Regions from separate parts of the Homo sapiens genome. Here region 1 is linked to region 2. A link is an interaction called in ENCODE POLR2A ChIA-PET data of the cell type or tissue named here. Cell type or tissue: OCI-LY7. All regions are shown on one strand. Links, peaks and the distances in the headings refer to the core of each region. The heading gives the core; the rest is flanking DNA. Region 1 has its middle 190 kb from the start of LEF1. Region 2 overlaps LEF1 (lymphoid enhancer binding factor 1).

Evidence for each region. Peaks named below come from ENCODE experiments on the same cell type or tissue, not always from the same donor. Only the 100,000 strongest peaks of a DNase experiment are listed, where the experiment ranks them.
Region 1: POLR2A ChIA-PET joins it to region 2 with 11 read pairs; 2 of 35 experiments call an interaction of 5 or more read pairs at or near these places.

The regions. Positions count from the first base shown.
Region 1 is chr4:108,354,836-108,364,999 of GRCh38, reverse strand. No RefSeq gene overlaps it. Among named protein-coding and RNA genes, the nearest start is that of LEF1, 190 kb to the right of the region's middle. In OCI-LY7, for the core only: a CTCF peak has its summit at 5,042; a DNase peak (open chromatin) is centred at 5,459; H3K4me3 peaks cover 441 bases; H3K27ac peaks cover 1,038 bases.
Region 2 is chr4:108,055,687-108,065,850 of GRCh38, reverse strand. It overlaps LEF1 (lymphoid enhancer binding factor 1), which reads left to right. Exons shown (of 12, transcript NM_016269.5): 10 at 1,467-1,515; 11 at 2,188-2,228. The coding sequence ends at 2,222. Among named protein-coding and RNA genes, the nearest start is that of HADH, 71 kb to the right of the region's middle. RefSeq lists an enhancer at 8,875-9,376. In OCI-LY7, for the core only: a CTCF peak has its summit at 5,518; a DNase peak (open chromatin) is centred at 4,110; H3K27ac peaks cover 972 bases.

The DNA.
Region 1 (10,164 bases), core at 1,471-9,470, 300 kb before region 2:
AAAAAGCTTCTGCCTATTCCTTAGAACTAAGGTTGGACAGGGGCATCACTGTCCCAGAAATATGCTAAGATTAATCCAATTTGCAAGGGCATGTAGGAGCTGTAAATATTTATGGGCAACAGAGAAGAAATTGGCCCAAGCAAACAAAGTAAAGAGACTGGGCAGAGGCATGGCCAAACATCAATGACCCCAAGTGTCACTCCATGGGTGCCAGGTGCAATTAGCTGCCAGTGTCGCCCTTTGAGGTGGGAAGATGGGGAAGCAGGAGGAGGGTGGAAAATCTGTCTTTGGCATCAGGAGCAATAGAAGTATTCTCTCTCCCTTTCCTCTAACCCCAGCCCATTTCTATCTACCAGTCTTTTGGAGGTTTTAGGGACCGATTTTATAGTCTGAAACTTTCCACACCTCAGATATGCCTATGCCTGGCTTAGGTAGTGTCATACACTACTGGGGAAGAAGAAAACACATGCTCACCACCCGCTCGCTTACCCACCCCTCATCCTTAAGAGAGTCATTGCTTTTTCTGCACTTGCACCTAGGCATATGTGAGTTGTTTTAAGGTCCAGGGTTTAAAATCCATAGGATAATTTCTAGAATATTCTCTTCCTCTGTTGTAATTTAGACACAAAAACTTAGAGATAAATGCATTGGTCTTTTATTAGATGGTTTATGACTATAAATGTATTATTACAGAGGAAAATTTTCACCAAGTAGTCACCAGCCCTCTCCTGCATTCTGCCAGGAATGAGACACTCACCACCACCAAAAGCAGCTCAGTTATGTTAGCCTCATTGTGTTCATTAGAAAAACATTTTGAGGGCCAGGCGTGGTGGCTCACACCCGTATTCCCAACACTTTGGGAGGCCAAGGCAGGTGGATCACTTGAGGTCAGGAGTTAGAGACCAGCCTGGCCAACATGGTGAAACCCCGTCTCTACTAAAAATACAAAAAAATTAGCCAGGCATGGTGGCACGTGCCTGTAGTCCCAGCTACATGGGAGGCTGAGGCAGGAGAATCCCTGGAACCCTGGAGGTGGAGGCTGCAGTGAGCCGAGATTACCCCACTGCACTCCAGCCTGGGTGACAAAGCAAGATGTTGCGTCAAAAAAAAAAGAAAGAAAGAAAGAAAGAAATACATTTTGAAATCAAATGAATATCTGCTTCCCAAATGCATATGTCCCTTGTTCTTTTTCCTACGTCTTAGGGTCTTACACAAATAATTGCACATTGCTACCTTGTAGTGTACATTTGCTGGTTTTGCTTTCTCATTTTTGTTTGTTCATGTCTGCCCAGGCCCCTAACCCTCTCCTTCTCTTGGAATTAGTCTCAATTATATACATCTTAGAGGGAGGCAGGGCCCTACTTCTCACCATGGAAGCCAAAGGGGGCTGGGTATTCCTTCTGCTCACTCTTAGATAGCAAGTGCATGGCCATTAGCCATTTGAAAGCTCTGAGTAGGATTTGTAATATGGGGCAGGGGGAGACAGTCCAAGACTATCTGTGGAAGCAGAGAAAGGCCTAGCAACAGTGGCCCCAAGCGTGTGGTAGAGGTGGTCCCGGGGGCAGCAACCGGGCTAGAAAGTAACCACAGTTCTATCTTCTGCTGCCAGCCTCCCTTGGCTCTTGTGTGATTTCCCCTCCAGGTTCCCTAGTTTTCCAATGATCCCACAAGTCACCCAATAACCTTCCCACAACTTTCTTTTTTGACTATGTTAGACAGAATCCATTTCTGTTGTTAGCAGCCACAAGCCCTGACTGATACACTTTCTTTCAGATAGTCGAAGATAAGTATTATGTGCTCTTGATTTTTTTTTTTAGACTAAACCTCCCAAGTTCCTTCACCACATGGGTCAGCTTCCGACCCCCTCATCTCATTGCTCACCTACCGATGTGCTCAGTGTCTCTGGGCACTCCAACAAAGCAGGGCTGTCCTCTTTCTAGAGCTAGAGATGATACTTTTGGTAAGTGCTACCCAGAATGTATGGCCATATCACACTATTGACTCATACTGAGTCAAATAAAATCTTAAGTTCTTTTTCTACATATTATAGGAAAGCTATATCACCCTCATTTCATAGTTGTGTGTGTGTTTTAATTTGAAACTCCTAGGTCGTTAATAAGGTCAGAACTGCTCTGTCTTAGGGGATTTCGAATTCCCCAATAATTAGGTTCCTGCCCTTTTTCTCCTATGAATGAGTCTTACTCTACACCCCGTTTCCCCAGGGGTTAGTCTCTGGCCTACCCCTTACCCTTTATCCACATCCCCCTCATGGGACTGGATAGCCTGCCCTGAACCTTCTCCAAATTATACAGCCACCCATGCCTAATGAAAACCACCTGCGTGCACGGCTGCCCTTGATTCACTTGTTCAGCCTCTGCTTTAAATACACATGCTGGATGTGAGACCTAGGAGATTACTGGGTGGCTTTATGCATGTCACCCATTCTTTTCCTCTCAGACTGATCTAGTTTAGCTTGACTTTAAGATTAATGTCTCAAATAACTAATAAAAAGCCATATTTCATTGCCTATTCTTAATTGATCTTGGACATGGGAGAATAGGAGATAAAAAGGAGATTACATTTGTTGGGTGTTTATTATATGCCTGGCATGGTGCTAGACCTTATAAGCTTTACCTAATTTATTGTACTCACCAGTTCTCTAAGATAGATATGACTGTCCCCATTTTAGAGATCACACAAGCGTGTCTCTCAGAAAGGATAAACAACATCCATTAAGTGGAAAATTTAGAATTCAAACCCAGGTTTTTTGCAGCCTGAACTCTCCTGGCCTCATTCTGACACCACAGATTGAACAGAAGTATGTGAATTGAGAGATTTGGAGAGTACAGCCCAGCGAAGTGTGCCACACTCCCTCTGTGATGCGTTTCAGAGTCGATGAAGAGTATGAGTTCTATGAGTGACTCATGGTCTTCCTGTCATTTCTCCCCAGAAATAGCCTTGTACCCACCCAACCTCTTATATACTGATTGGAATCAGCAAGTTCAGACAACCATTCATCCTGGGTGTTCCTAATCCTCAGAGAACTTCTTGACTCTGGGGGCTACTTTTACCAAGACTATGACACACCTTGTAGCAAGAGGGTCCCAGAAGTTCCTCAGATTGCCCAGAGCTTTGAGAGGGAACACAGGATGTCTCTGAGAACCAAAAATGCTAAAGTAGGAATGAGCCAACCCTGCTCTAGGTTTCACTGGACTCAAGCTGAAAGGAGTGGATGGAGAGACCCAGGACCTGCTTGGCCAAGCCTTTTGATTGCTCTCAGAATTCTCTCCAAGAGGACAATGCCACTTAGAGACACACATCATGTATAAACTGAATTCTGGTCAGTAGCTCGAGTCATTTCTGTAGCCAACCCTTTTCTATAAAGTACTTACAAATAGAAAAATTGCCCAGATCAAATTTCACTTCCTTTCTAGGATTCTGCCTGAGTAGGGAGGGAAGAATAAAGGCCCGGGTTATCCAGAAACTAGTAAACTGCTCTCTGATGAGAGCTGATGGTATCTTGTTGAAGGCAATGCAATGCCAATAGCACTGGCCTATTTTTGTTTTGAAACCTCCCATCCTGGAACCACAATTGCTACTGCTTTGGTGGCAGAGGGAAGATGTTTATCCTTCACAAAGACTGTGAGCTTTCCAACCCTTTATGTAATCTCCCCGGCCACCAACAGGCCAGCCACATGGTGTCTGCAGATGCAGAGAGAGGCGGACAATTCTCATACCAGGAATTCCTCCACTGTCCTTCCAGTGTGAATAACAGGAATCTTCCCTTCCTTCCCCTCAGGCAGAGAACCTGAGGCTCCATTCTTGACTGCCAACTGCCCACGCAGGCCTGACAGCAATTTGTAACTCAGCTTATACAGGCTCTCCTACTGTCTGCATTTTTGTTTGTAAAATGAGCAATTTGCTCTTGGTTGCTTGGCTTCTCTGTGAAGTCAGCCGCAAGGGCAGCTCACCAAGCAGGACAGCTGGTCAGTGAAAGCAAACGTCGGACCCTCCAGCGCATTGCCCGCGCCTCGCCCCTGCCTGGATCCTGTAAATAGTTTTGTTACAAGGAGCTGCTCTCAGAGGCCAAGCGCCAGTTCTCCATGTGTGGTATCATATTTGCAGCAACAGATAAATCAACCCAGAAGGAAGAAGCTTTTGACGGGATGTTTGGGAGGTCTGGGTAAATTCAGTGCTCTTCTGAGCAGCCACTTTCTTTTAAGAGATGAAGCATGGGAGTGGGGAAAAAGAGATGGCAAAAATGTCCTAGCTCCTACTCCAGGGGTAAAACAGACTAATACATTCATCAAGTGATAAAGACATGGTGAGGAAATCAAAAACCACAGCCAATGCTTACTGCCTCAACGGCTGCGACATTATCTCACCACTCCTCTAGAACATATGTTCGACAGCAGCGTGAAGATTTGGGGTCTCAACTGTGCTCTGAACAAGGAAGGGAAGAGGCGAGAAAAATTGCTTGGTAAGGGCCCACATGACGAGTCCACCAGAAATCCTGAGACCTGTCTTCCCCTCACACCTCCCTCCCACTGCCATCATCACCATCTCTACCATATGCACACTTTTGTCATCAAGAACCATCAAGAACTGCCTTAAAGTGTGGCAGTTACAGCTACCTGTGTAGGACATTTGCAAAGAGGAGGTAATATGAGCTTTGTCTCCTCCCTGACCCCTTCTCCCAACCTCCTTCCGTCAAGGGGAAAAGGTGCAGACTCACACTCTTATCAAGCACTCAGATGATTTCATGGGAACACCACACTTTGTTCTATTCTGGCTTCCCTCACAAGGGGTGAGGGGCGGCACATCTTCAAACGCATGCTGGCTTAAATGGTGACAGCTGCATGCAACGGGCTTGCTTACAGCCTGCCTGGTGCAATGAGAGATAACTGCAGGGTAAGACTTCAAAGACAGACCCACTGCAGCCATTCCAACAGCCTAGGGCTGCTGCCTCCAGTTGGTGGCTCCCTCCATGCAACAAGTGAGCCAAGGGAAACTAAGAAATTAGAACTTTCTCACATGCATTGTGAATTATGATGCAAAGAGGCAAGAATGAGCCTAGAGAGGCATTTAGGGATTTCTGCAAAGCCCAGAGTTATGTTTTGGTCTTAGGCAGATAGTGAGAAGAACCAGCTCATCATAGCATGTTTGACCAATACTCATGTTTCTAACAGGTTATACACCACATTTAAAGACCCAGAAATAAGGTAAGATTTTTTAGCTTTTATTTTGTAGGTGTGTATATTTCTCTGGTGTTACCTCAATTACCCATCTTTGCAGAAATCATTTATTAAAATTTGGCTGTATGTTATAATGTCTGGTGGCTTTTGATCTTCAACTAAGGAGCCGTTATGGGAGAAACTGTCACACAGAAGTTTCAAGAGATGACTTGAAATCCTCAGTTCCTTGCAATGGGTAGCGCAGGTGGCTGTTTGGGGAACCACATTAAAGAGCCACTGTGAAAGGTAGTTATTTCCTGTCTTCTCCATCTGGCAGGTCCTAACGAAACGCACCCCAAGGAACAGACTCACTGTGATATTGTGTAGATGTATGTGGTTCATGATGCTTTTGGTGAGGCTATTGGTTTTGGTGAATTGCCTCTTTCTGCTTACATCACCCAGCTCAGCCCCCATTTCTCCTGTCTGGATGTCAAAATCCTAATTGAACATGGGTAACTCTCCTTAGTTTTGTCATCTGTGAAATGGGAATGAAAGTATCTTATAATAAAGATGATTTAAAAAACCCTTGTTTTGCCTCAGGTAGGTTGAGTTGGTTCCGCAACTTAAAAGGAGCCTAATTAATAAATAAATTATAATGTATTCTTATTGTGGAATATAATATAACCAAAAATGTCTTAATTGATAAGCATGGGGGAAATGTTTCATTGTAACTGTTAAGTAAAAAGAGCAAAAGTTTTGAATGAAATAATCCATGTAAAATGATGAGAATAGGGCATCACACGGGCAGCACTTAAAACATGTAAGTCTTTACCACTGTTACTTCTCCTTTGTGCCCAGATCAATACCATCTCCCTTATGAAGCCCTATGTCCCAGCCAGAGGTAATCTCTCCTTACAACTCTATCTAGTCACTCTGCCTTTGCCATTTCTCACTGTAGACTTGGGATCATACTAATTCATGTCATGTTCTATCTCACCTTGTAATAAATATCCGTCCTTCTTGTTCTGCTTCAGTTAGGTTGAGTTGGCTCTGCAACTTAAAAGAGAGCCTATCTAATTAATAAATTATGGTCTATTCATATGATGGAATACAATATAACCAAAAATGTCTTAAGTCATGGGGAAAATGTTAATTATGCTTTGGTGAGAAAAGTTGCATAGAAAACTGTTAATATAATACATTCGCAAGCAATAAAACAGAACCAAAAAATTACACATGTATACATTAACATGCATAGAAAAAACACTGCTGAAAAATATGCCCAATAATAATAGTAATATTTGGGCATAAGATTATAGTTGATGTTTGCATTGCCTATCTTCATATTTTCTGGAATTTTTCTATTTCTACTCATCAGGAAAACAAAAAGTAATATGCTTTTATTAAGAAGGCAAATTGTGTCTGGGTGTGATGGTTTATGCCTGTAATCCCAGCACTTTGAGAGTCTGAGGCAGGAGGATTGCTTGATCTCAGGAGTTCAAGACCAGTCTGTGCAACATAATGAGACCTTATCTCTACAAATAATTTAAAAATCATCCAGGTGTGGTGGCATGTGCCTGTTGTCCCAGTTACTCTGGAGGCCAAGGCAGAAAGATTGCCTGAGCCTGTGAGGTCAAGGCTGCAGTAAGCCATGAGTACACCACTGCACTCCAGCCTGGGTGACAGAGTGAGACCCTGTCTCAAAAAAAAAAAAAAAAAAAAAAAAAAAGGCAAATTGTTAAATGAGGACAAATAAAAAAGCAAGGTGTTAGGGAGAATTTCATGAGTTTCCAACTTTATCTGTTCATCCAACTAACATTTTTAGAACAACTACTATAAGAATGAGGATGTGATAAATACTATCAGAGAAAATAGACTTAAGATAGATCCTGACCTCAAAAAACTTAATATTTAGTTGAGGAGATGATACAGACAGATGGGAGTAATAATGCAGAAAAAGCAGTAGAGGAAGAGAAAAGATGAGCGACCTGAACAGCAAAGGCTGCCTGTGCTCCTCCTGATGTGTCCACCATGCTGGCGAATGGGCTTCACAAAGAGGCCATCTCAAGGACTCTTTGATGGAAGAACGGGCTCTGTGGCAATTAAATTATTATACAATCAAGGAAGTCAGGAATGAAACAATTAAATTAAATCCACACATCTAACATTTTACTTTAAATCACTGATGTCAAATCATTTCCATGCTTTTTCCCCAGTTTTGCTAGTAAGTAGCGAAATAGTTTGAGTGAAAATTCCATCAACTTTCGGTTGACCTGTAGAGAAATGACAAAAAAGCAAACAGCTGAAAGAAAAAGAGAAGCAGGACAAAATATTCTCAACCAGACTTTCCCCCAGAGACTACTAGAGCTATAAAATTTGATTTTTTCTTTTAAAATTATGTTTTAATTTTACTTAAAAACCAGTGTGATAGTAAAATTTGATTTTTTTAATGCTAAAATATTCTCAATTCTAGGTAAATTTTATGGAAATTAAGCTCTTCCTGCATTGTTTCTGAATAGTAAATGTATCTGATTTTCTCAAAGCTAATATAAGTAATTTAATCCTCCCCTTGTTCTAGTTGAAAATGTCAATAATCTTTGCAAAGAATCTTAGTGGAATTTATTGTCAATATATCCAAACTTTATCATATAGAAATAAAAAAAAACACAACAGTTTTACTTTGATGGAAATTTTATCTGGGTTCAAAGTTACTAGATTTTCCCTTCTACTTGCTAATGGAAAAATTGACAATCTCGAACTATGGCAAATCCAAATAGTTGGCTATTCCTTTGTGACACATGAAGGAAGGGTTCTAAGAAAGAGGAATGGTATTCTAATCGTCCTTTAAAAAGAAGAAATTGTGGGTATCAGTGGTGTCTGAGGTAGTCACACAGAAGCAGACAAAAATGCAGGTTGTTTAGAAGACTTACCTAACACAACCTACTACATCAACTTAATCAAAGGTAACATTTAGGCTAGAAATTCACTTTCAAGAAAATCAGAGGCTTCTTTAGTCAAGGCCAGAACATTCTGATACTTCCCACTAACTTACAAAACAGTGATTCAGGCTTTCAAACACTTGGAGAAGGCCCTCCACATCAAAAAGTTTACTAAGGACCGTGCATGGTGGCTCATGCCTGTAATCCCAGCACTTTGGGAGGCCGAGGCAGGTGGGTCACTTGAAGTCAGAAGTTCGAGACCACCCTGGCCAATATGGTGAAACTCTGTCTCTACTAAAAATACAAAAATTAGCCGGGCATGGTGGTGTGCGCCTTTTAGCCCCAGCTACTTGGGAAGCTGAGGCATGAGAATCGCTTGAACTCGGGAGATGGAAGTTGCAGTGAGCCGAGATCACACCACTGCACTCCAGCCTGGGTGACAGAATGAGACTCTGTCACAAAAAAAAAAAAAAAGAAAATGTTTACTAAGGAAATACGTATTTCTGCATTCTGAAGAAAACCCAATGATTAAATGAAGTTACTGATGCCACCACTAGCAACAGTTTTCAAAATCAGGCTCTTAGGTGTGATATTTGGAAATAAGTAATGTCTTGATTACTTCTCTTCTTCCTATATAGTCAGGGGTCAACAATTACATTTCAGAGCTGAATTCATCCCAGCTCACAGTGCCAGATGGGCCTCCAAACAGATTCAGTCAGTGGAGACCAAGACCAGGAGCAGCTGAATCTTGGCTGCAGTTCAAGATGAATCTAGCCCACTTTGCCTCCCCCACTCCCTGGGGCTTCTCCAGACTTCTGTTTCAAAGACAAGGCTAGAGACTGCCTAGCACTCAGCCAGAAGCTTGGGCAGATGCTGGAGGCGCCTCAGCCCAAGAAAACGTAGATTTACCTGGCTTAATCTTATCACCCTTTGACTTACAGAATTGAAACTAGAGCCTCCAAGGCAATTTTCCGAAAACATTTTTTCAAGTCATTAAAAATATGCATAATATTATCAGTTACCATTTATAGCAGCTGTATTTCTAGTAACTGGCATTGTTGTTACTTTAGGCAAGCCAGAAATTAAGCATGCCAGGAACTGACATGGTGTGTTATGTCACCAAAACAAAGAGCTCACACTGATAAAAGGCAGGTTGGCTTCTTTGTGGGTTTTCCCCTTCCTTCTACAAAGTGTAGCTGTTGTCTTCTTTCCCGCTCTCGATATGGGGTGAAGTGTTGAGCAACATAAGAAGCTGGAGTCTCTTTCAAAGACATCTGTACTCTAAAGGTAGCAGGTTTATCAAATGGCCACAATTTGAGCAGGTACAAAAACTCTATTTCCTTTGCCTTAGATCTAATAATCTAGTGATGTTTTTAAACAGCTGATATTCCTGGGAATCTGGCATATTCATCTTGTAGGGAGGAAAAGATATGATTTTTTCTTGTCATTAAAGCCCTGGGTGGCCAGGGCTGCTTGCAGGGGGAGGCAGTAGAGACTTACTCAAGTAGCAATGAACAAAGAGAAATAGATATTAGGAGGAAACATGACAGAGTAGGGAGGATGGTTATAAAGCTCTGGAAGACAAGGTTGCGGGAAGCCTCTCCCTCCAGTTCTCCCACCTACCAATTTCTCCCTCACGGCATCTGTTTCTTTTCCAGGCTCAGTTAGCCCCATCACTGACAACATAAGGAAAGGGCATTCTCTGCTGGGGCCATTTTCATTGTTTTTTTTTTAAATCTTCTCAAAAACAAACACACATTACTGCTTTTTCAAAAGAGAAGCTAGTATTATTTGTGGGTTTCCATTTTCATGTGTATGATTAGTTTATACTGATTTCTGTTCTGGCTGGGTCGATGTCCACATGCTGCCTGAAGTATAAAGGCGTGTGCACATATATTAGACACAAACTACTACCATGGTGGTAAAGACTGCTATGCATTTAGTCCCCAAGTCTCTTTCTTTCTGCACACCCAGCTAGGAACACTGTGGAAGAAAACTACTTGTTGACCAGGAACACTCACTGTAAACACTTACATGAGCAAGCAATTAGC
Region 2 (10,164 bases), core at 735-8,734:
TATAGCCATGGTCCGCTTATAGTAAATGACCAACCTGCATCAGGTATTTTCAAATAACTAAAATGGAACACATATCATATCCAATATCTCTAGCTTATGTCTGCTGTAATAATCAAATTAACAAATAATTTTTTTAAAGGCTATAAGATTGTACCATATATATTTTGTGGCTCTATAAAAGTGCATATTTCTGCACCTCAAGATAGTTCTTCATGTCACTTGGCCATTGAGGCTTTACAGCTTCAGAAGGGTGACTGAAATCATCCTCCCCAACACTGAGGCAAAGAGCAGATATCAGTGACCCTGAGAAACGGCACATCAAAAATAATGGAGTCTTCTTTCAAGATTGTTATTATTTTTTGAGATGGAGTCTCACTCTGTGGCCCAGGCTCACTCTGTGGCCCAGTGGAGCAATCCTGGCTCACTGCAACCTCTGCCTCCGGGTTCAAGTGATTCTCCTGCTTCAGCCTCCCCAGTAGCTGAGATTACAGGCGCACGCCACCACGCCTGGCTAATTTTTGTATCTTTAGTAGAGACAGGGTTTCACCATGTTGGTCAGGCTAGTCTTGAACTCCTGACCTCGTGATCTGCTCACCTCGGCTTCCTGAAGTGCCGGGATTACAGGTGTGAGCCACCACACCCAGCCTAAAATTATTTTTGAGGACAAAGTAGTTATGAAGGAAAAGGGAAAATTAGACCACTGTAAGTGGGATCTAAGCTTTTTAATTTGGCATTGAGATGTTTTGAAATGTATTTAAAATGGTGTGCATATCCATGTTATTTTGTCTGTTTTGGGAAGCAAGGTCCTTAATTGCTAGAAATAAGTCTTTGAGATATCTTCAGTTTTCTCAGGTTCTCTCACTCTCTTCTCCCTTTCTCCTTGGTTTTGTCGTTTCTGTGCCACAGGGCCTGTGGGTACTCAATTAACACCAGGGAACTTTTAATCAGACAATGGAATTCACAGTAAGGTTTATCTTAAGCACTACCAGAAGTGGGTTCTAAGTATGTTGGTTAGTAAGAAAAGGAATGGCTCATTAAGCTGGCTTTCCTTGAAGAGGGTCCTATGGCCACAGCTCTAGGACATCATTATCCGTGTGTGTGTATGTGTGAGAGAGAGAGAGAGAGAAGGCTCTATGGCCACAGCTCTAAGACATCATTGTGTGTGTGTGTGTGTGTGTGTGTGTGTGTGTGTGTGAGTGAGAGAGAGAGAGAGAGACAAAGTGTCTACCCACGGTGTCAATATTGATGATGTTAAATATGAAGCTATAGAGACAAAGGTCACCAGGTCACTATTTTCTCCCGTTCTCTTGCTTTCTGACTTTGTTTCTAGATAGAGATGGTGAAGAGGGAGAGAGAATGAGTCATCTTTACCTCTTTGTTGACCACCTGCCTGTACTTCCACATCACATTCATCTGTGTGTTCATGGTACAATCTGTGACATGACAGTATACCTCTCTTCTTCCAGGGTAAGAAAAAGAAGAGGAAGAGAGAGAAACTACAGGAATCTGCATCAGGTAGGCACCATGAGACTTTCCAGTCAATCCTCAGGCTTCTGACAAACACCTTTTAAGGCAGTTTGCATCTCTCTACACACTGCTTTCTTCTGTGACTGTAACTTATGATGCTTTAACTCTGCTTTTTCTTCCTGAAATTCTTTTAAAAATTTAAAAGACCCTTCTTTTAAATGTGACTGTGGGAAGGTACATGTAAAAACTGTTTCCCAAACCCTGTCACCTGGAATCCTGGTTGTAAACTGTGGGATTTTGTTTGTTTGTTTGTTTTATTTTTGCTTCTGTTGTCTGTGTTTACTTTGCTTTAACACTCTTGCCTTTTTACTATGTTATATAACTCCTTAAAGATACAATATTTTATGTTGATTAAATGATGTTACCTGGTGTTCCCTTGAGAATCTCTTTTGTGATTTGGGTTTTTTAAAAATTTAAAACATAATGATAGGGTTTGTCTTTCTTGTACATTAATTCAAGACATCAGTGAGGTCCCATTTATTTTCCTTTTTTCTTTCATTAAAAATAAGGCCACTACTTGTACTGCACAAATAAAAATGGCTGGTATAAGAACCATGAAAAGTAAAGCAAACAAGTTCACATGATATTGTAGCTACTACGTATTTGGAATGTACAAAAACCTCTTCAATAAAAATTTGTTAAAGACACAATTTTCTGCAGGTACAGGTCCAAGAATGACAGCTGCCTACATCTGAAACATGGTAAGAACGACTCTCTGGTCCTACTGCTGACGTTAGTTGTTATAAAAAGAGGCACTTGCTTGTGAATCTTCTTGCTCATAATGAGTTCATTCGACATTGCTCCTTAAAGAGGAGAACTCAGCAAAATCAAATTAGTGCTTTAAAAAATCTGATGGTTTTTATACCGGCTATGTATTTGCAATATAGTATGCTTTTATCTTTTCTCTTCTATCCTCTTTGGCACATTTATTCTTCCTCCATTTCCTTTCCCCTAACTCTTTCTTCTAAACCATTTCTTACTGATCAGTGGCAAATCGGCCTGCTTAAAAAAAGAACAAACAACAACAAACAGTAAGCAAAATGCCATCTTACTCAGCAAATCCAGGGTGGGTTTGAGGAGCACCATTTTAGCCCAGAACTCCCAAGCTTTTGCTCAGTAGAGACTTTTTCTCAATTGAAATCACATGTAGTCACTCAAAAGTAATGTATTTGTTTCTAGTCAGAAAGCTATATATGCTTTATATTTTTTCTATTATTTAATATGGCATGGGCACTTATTTAACTGTGTTTCTTCTATCAAGTATTTCTCTTTATTGGTAACTATTGCTAGATTTTGCTCTAGTATTTATAAGTAATATTTATTTTATTTCTTTTTACTATAATTTTTTATTTATTTCCACATGACCACTAGCCCAAGGAACCTGACATTGTAAATTAAGGCTTGGTCTTTATTAAGCTTTAAATTAGCAGGGTGTGTACCTCTTCTCCTGGTAACAGTTCTCAAAGGAGCTGCCTTTGGTTATCCTCTCTAAGAACCCACATCCAGTCAATCACCAATCCCTGTCTTTGGGGTCTGTCTTGAGCCTTTTCTCTCACACTTACCACTGCCATAGCCCTAGTTCAGGTGCTCAGACTTTCCATCTGGAGTACTGTAATACACGTTAATAATTTTTCTGCCTCCAGGCTTTCTTTCTACCAGTTCATCCTTCACGTTGCTCCTGGAGGGATTTCCTACAACTCAGATTGTGCATCACTTCCCGACCTGGAAACTTAGCCAGTACTTCCCGTTGGCTAAAAGATAAAGCACCCGCCACTGAGTGTGTGGGTCTGCCCAGTCCTGCCCTTGTAGCTTTGCCCCCAGTCACTCTTGCTCTCTGCCTCCCCTCACTTTCACCCTAGCCCTTCTGAGTCCTATGATCAGTCCAAACAAAATTATTAGCAGTTCCCCACATGGCAAGAGGGCACCGCACATGCTGTCCCTGGGCTTCGAAAGCCCATTTCCTCTACAGAGGACTGGATAGACGTGTGCAGTGTTTCTTAGGAGAAGAGTGTTTACTGCAGCTCATTTGGCTTTTGACTAAACCAGGTGGCCCTTACCTAAACTTTTAGAACTTAATTTTGGTGCTGAGGTTTCAAACAACTTGCCCAAAAGGGGCCAGCAGAGATTTTGGTACCAAATAGATCTGAATTTTAAATCAGTTGATTCCCTGAGCAATCTACTTCAGCTTTTTAATCTTCATTTTCCTTACCTGGAAAAGGGGAATATCGATACCTACCCCCTGTGGTGGTTGATGTGCAGGATCTGCCCAGCGGCCAGCACACAGTTGGAGCTCAGACTCACTCCTTCCTCCTACTGAGACCTAAGTCAATTGCCCTCTCCTCTGTGAAACTTTCTTCATCTTTATTCAGATTCCCCAGGTTTTTCCAAATCCCATCACTGTAGTTTTATGATATCAAAATTCTTCTAAACTAATACTGAGTGGCAAGCTTTCCTCCAGGTGAAAGGAGGACCATCCCTTCATATAAGATCAAAAAATAATATACTCATTTTAACTCAGTGGCTATTAATCGAGAACCTCTTCTGAGCCAGCCACCTGGCTCCATTATTAGAAGCACAGATAGGATGTAAGCATGGCTGATGACACCCACCCCAGTAGCTCATGGCTTCACAATAGAAGTAAATCTAGTCAAAATCACAAGCCTTGTAATTTTTTTTTTTTTGAAAAAAAAAATTGTTTTAATTACTGAACACTTAGGAATGGCCAAAAGTTTTTTCATGTTCTGCCTGTAAACAGAAAGCCCTCAGAATGGCAGTGTGCCAAGGGCTGGCACTCGATTTACCTCACTTCTGTTTGCACCAAAATCTGTAAAGCTAACTATTTATATTAAAAAGCATGGAAAAATGTATTTCTGTATTTCAGAGTTTGGTAGTCGATTTGGTGTTCTTCAAGATGAGCATCCTATGGTATTTTAGATGTAAAAGATGGCTATTTTTGTCCTAAAGTGTATCCCAAACATCTTTTTCTAGCAAGTCACAGCTGTCATTGTGCTTTCTTGTCACTTATTTATATTTTCTTAAGGTTAAGATGTTCTCTCTATCCTGCGCAAGAAAAACAAAAATAACCCTCTCTCTCCACCCTACCCCCCTAAAACATTCTCAGGCCATCCCGCCGCTGGTGAGGCTCCAGTTGGTTGAGCTTCCTGTAATCAGAGTCTCTGGTGTTGCCCTCCCTCTCATTCCCGGATCAGTCATGCAGCCTTTGAAGTCACTGCCCTGCACACCATCCGAGTTTGGAGACCAGAACTGGCAGTTATTGGATAAGAATTGTAGAGTAGAGAGGAGCTCAGATCCACCTTCATAAAGATTTCCATAAATTAGACATGATAATTATTTCTGTTGTACCCCCACCCCTTCCTTTGTTGTAGGAATTCAGAAACATTCTGTTTGTATAGTAGCTGACTTGTTATAGTCATGATTCAGCATTTATTGAGCACCTAAGATAGGCCCTATGGAGACTTGTGTGACCTGGAAATAGAGTGTTGGATGGAGCAAAGAAGGTCCCTATTCTCACAGTGCTTGTTATGTTGCTGTGAGGGTAGTTGATTAAAAAAAACAAACAGGAAAATATAAGTACTATAATAAAAATAAGTTAGGGAGTAACTTAGGGGTCTGCTTTTAGATTGGATTGTCAGGAAAGGCACCTCCGAGGAGGTGGCACTTAGAAATAACCACCGTTATTACAGAAAAATGGAGGGGGTCTTCTGTTCTGGAACAGAGCCCTGGCAAAGAAATGAAAGACAAAGGGAACAGAGCGTCACGTTATGGAAAGAGCAGAGCCCAGGAATGAGGCCACCCAGTCTCCCAGGTTAGCTCTTGTATAAATTTGTGCGGCCTGGGGCAGGTCACCTAAAGCCTCTGGTTTCTCAGTATAAGTGAAGGATTGTGCCCAGCGTCCTCTGAGATCCCTGTCTGTCTCTCCCTCAAGTCCAACTTTCTGGTCTGCTTTGCTTTTGTGTGGTCTGCACTGCCTCCCAGTGTTATTATAGGGACTCAGATCTCTTTTTTTATTTCCTAATTTATAGTCATCATTTTATGTCTGAGTGGCTCTGTATAACTATAAAGCTTCTGCACGACCTTGAAAATGGCTTATACATGATGGGGATGTTCTTCAGTTCCTGTACAGATCATCCCCTGTGTCCCTCCTTCCTCCCCAGGATGGCTACCTTGTGTCCTGGGATATTCGAAGCATTGCCTCTAGTTTGAGGGTTTGATTTTCCACTAATGTAATAATATGGTTCCTTGTTTGCCAGACTACAGTCATACTAGTGCTGACCTCACCTTAGAAATAGTAAAATACTTGATTAGAACCAATCCTCCAGGCTGGGTATGGTAGCTCATTCCTGTAATTCCAGTACTTTGGGAGGTTGAAGTGGGTGAATTGCTTGAGCCCAGGAATTTGAGACCAGTCTGAGCAACATGGCAAGATCCCTTCTCTACAAAAATTAGCTGCGTGCGGTGGTGTGTTCCAGCTACTGGCGAGGCTGAGGTGGTTGGATCTATTGAGCCCGGGATGTCAAGGCTGCAGTGAGCTGAGATTATACCACCGCACTACAGCCTGAGCAACAGAACATGGCTCTGTCTCAAAAAACGCAAAAAACAAACCAGTCTGTCAGAGTGTGATGTGGAATATCACACAGCTGGTTTTCAATTCTGAAGGGAAGTTGACGAGTAAAGGTAAAGCTAGGCTAGAAGCAGTGGCTCATGCTGGTAATCCCAGCACTTTGGGAGGCAGAGGGTATATACCATCACTTGAGGGTAGGAGTTTGAGACCAGCCTGGGCAACATGGCAAAACTATGTCTGTATAAAAAATAAAAAGCATTAACTGGGCATGGTGACACACACCTGTAGTCCCAGCTACTCAGGAAACTGAGATTGAGAATAGCTTGGACCTAGGAGTTCAAGGCTGCAGTGAGCTATGATTGCACCACTGCACTCCAACCTAGGTGATGAAGTAAGAACAAAAAACTTGTATTTTCATTTCTTTAAAGATCCTATGGGTTTCATGGAATGCTTCCCATTTTTTGATGGGCAGCGCCAGCGCAGTGGCCGCATGCAGCCCAGCGGAGAGGCTGGCTCCTGAATCAGTGCTTTATTCACCCGGTTGTGTTCCTGTCTCCCCGTATGTTTCTACTTTTGAGCATTAAAAAATGTTTCACCCTGGTGAAATCAGATTGAAACAAATAAATTACCATTAATGTGGTCTCAACACTGTGGGGAAACTTTTAGGATAATTGGAAATGAGATCCCTAAAAGCCATTCCTCCAGGTTGGAGATGGTGGTCCCCAAGCTGCAGGATCTTTGGGAGAGGCCAGATTCATCTGTTTAGCTTTTCGGACTAGTCATTTGTGGGAATGCTGGGAGCCCAGGGCCTCAGGGGATAAGACTGCACACACTGTCCTTTGTCCAGCTGGAAGACCGGTGTCATGAACACTAATCACTTGTTTACTCACCACGCAAACATTTAGTGAGGACTGCTGTAAGTCACGAATCCTGTTAGGCGGTGGGGGTGTTTGCAAATGAGATCCTATCCCTTCCTGGAGGAGCTTCAAGTTTAAGAAGATATAGACATATTAAGTGGGTAGTTATAAAAGAGTATGTTTTATGCTGTGAAGAAGTGGCATGCTGTGCCTTATATAAAAATAAAGAGAATAAGAAGTATATAAATCGGAGTGAAATCAAGGAAGGCTTCCTGTGGTAGATAGCACTCGAGCTGTCAGGTTGGTGGCGGAATTTGGGGGTTTGATAGCACAGTAATAGAATTGATGTGAGTTTCTGGTGTTTGGGATATGTTTGATTTGGAATACCACCTTAAAATTTGTCAGAAGTTAGAGATTATTATCAAATACTGAACTTTGCTTTCTTCCTGACTTAAGATTTATATGAAATTAAAGAAGTAAAGAATTATAATGTTTGAAGTGCTGGAGAGAATTATGACTCTGAGTTTACTAATTAAACAATTTTCAAAATTGGCTTATTAATATTTACTTTATCAAAACAAATATAAAAAGCCTACCACCTTTAAATTATATAGATTGAAAAGATATTTTTAGATACTTTATTTCTTTTAGTTGTATGACATGAGAGTTAGTTTAAAAGAAGGAACAGGCTACTTTTAAAAGATAAAAAAAGGCTGGGCACAGGGGCTCACACCTGTAATCCCAGCACTTTGGGAGGCAGAGGTGGGCAGATCATGAGGTCAGGAGTTCGAGACCAGCCTGGCCAACGTAGTGAAACCCCGTCTCTAACTAAAAATACAAAAAATTAGCCAGGTGTGGTGGCAGGCGCCTGTAATCCCAGCTGCTCAGGAGGCTGAGGCCGGAGAATCACTTGAACCTGGGAGGCGCAGGTTGCAGTGAGCAGAGATAGCACCATTGCACTCTAGCCCAGGTGACAGTGAGAGACTCCGTCTCGGGGAAAAAAAAAAAAAAAGATAAAAAAAATCATCTGCTTAAACACATTTGGCTAAATAAAAACTTCAGCCTTTATTTCCCTAGGGCCAAGAGATGAGCATGAGAGGTAATTGCTAAGCTCAATATAGTAGTTAATGTTCAGTGCTTGGATTTACATTTTTTAAGAAGATTGTTTCTGGCTTTTCTTTGATGATGATGTTCGAGAGCCTGATGAGGTGGTTAAGGGTTGAGAACTTGGGGCTCCTGGGTCCTGTGAAGCTGTGCTACAGAGCTGACAAGTTGCAGAGTGGGAATAGAAGCACCAGTGAGAGGACTGCAACCCTGAGGGTCTGCCAGGAGCTGTGCCTGGTGTCCAACATTTAGCCCTGTCCTCTTAGAGCAGCCAGGGAGTGTTCTAAATATTTTCAGTGGTCTCAATGAGAAAAATATTTATTTCCTATGATTTTTGAAGCTCACTCTGGTAAGTTTGACACTTTTGCCTAATGTTTGTTCCAAATTCTGTTCCACAATGTAGTCACCAACATTAAATATCAGTGAGCTGCTGGGTTATGTTTAGTTAGAAAACAAAGCCAGATTCTTAAAAATTAATAAAATTGAAAGGAAATTGGAGGCAGCTGAAGAACTCTTAAGTCTTGTCCAAGTCTCAGGGTAAAAATTAAGGCTTCAACAACTAGAAAGTGAAAAAATGACATCCTGTTTTCCATTCTTTATCTTTTGTAACATATTTAGAAAGCACCTCAGCTAGAATTGTTACCAAACAAGCAAAAGACCCCTGGGGGTTCAGAACTCTTGGGAAGGAAGCCTGCATCTAGGGAGGGGAAGGGGGATGTCAAACTGGGGAGAACCAAGTGTCGCACGGCAGCCAGGGCAACACGTGGCTGCGCAGCTACCCTTGGCCACAGGTCGGCACCTCCTGGGAAAACTTCTGCACCCTGCTCAGCACTGTCCCACACTTGGCCTGCAGTGGTTTTTTTTTTTTTTTTTTGAATAGTGGCCTAGCCCAGTTGGGGGTACCTTGTGCTGCCATTTTACCACAGTGGTGAGGTCCTGTGGAAGCGACTGCTGGCGTGCTGTTTATCTTGCATGGATTGCCAGATCGCTGCATAGGAGGTGGAGGTTGTGGTGGCCCGGAGAGGCTCCCATATGTGTCGTTTCTGGGAATGCTCCAGTCTGAGGTGACGGCCTACCTGTGTCTTCCTTCTTTTTATGCTTGTGTTCAGAAATCCCTGTGACACCTGTCACAGACTAACAGGAAATGTGTACAGGATTCACAAGGTGATGACACTTGACTACAGATAATCTCAGGCTTGGTTTCATTGTCTTAAATAGCAATGGCAGCATAATGACAGTGTGGTTAGACTCAGTTATGCGTGGACTGCAGTTTTTCACATCCTGGCCATTGTTCCAGGATCCCTAGGTGCATTCATGGGAGCCTTTTGATGGCAAGTGCCGGAAACAAATGGTGCTCACTTAAGGAGAAAGGGGAAATGTGTTTTAAGGATATAGGAGCATCTTGTGGAATCCAAGGACAGTAGAGCAGTTGGGCCAAAAAGAAAACTGGAAATTGGAAAGCTGTCCAGACACTTTCCCTGCTGCTTCCATCTGTCCCTCCCTGAAAATCACTTCCTCCTTCCCTTCCCAGATTGACTCTCTCAGTTCTCTGAGCCTTATGTTTAGAGCACTCAAGCTATATGTTGTTACAATATCATCTCCCAAAGAGACAATAATTCTTTCAAATTCTGTAGAAGCGACTCTGGTTAGCCCAACTTGGGTCAAACTTCCACCCCAATCTATAATCAGCTGTGGCCAGAGGAGAAGGTCACATTGTACAAAATGGCTGTCAGGAGCTCACTGCTCTAACAGTGTTGGAGTTGGGATAATGGAGAGGAGAGCTGGACAGCAGCCCGACAGATGTCCGCTATAGCTCACTAGGAAGCTGATAGTTGGGGTGGTTTTATCTAGACAGCTCTGTGTTAATAAAGAAATTGGGTTGGGTTCATGGGTACAGTGAAAGCTTTTAAGAATGGGCAGTATCCCTTCCATCAATTATCTTTTCTCTCCTTAATGATCAGAAGAGCTAGAATTGTGTTTAAGTTGCCTTGGGGAGCAGAAATAGAGAAATAGACCCTCAGGTAGCAAGACTGATCTGATGCCATTAAAAAATAATAGCAGAGGGAGAGGAGTATATGAGGTTCATTAAAACCC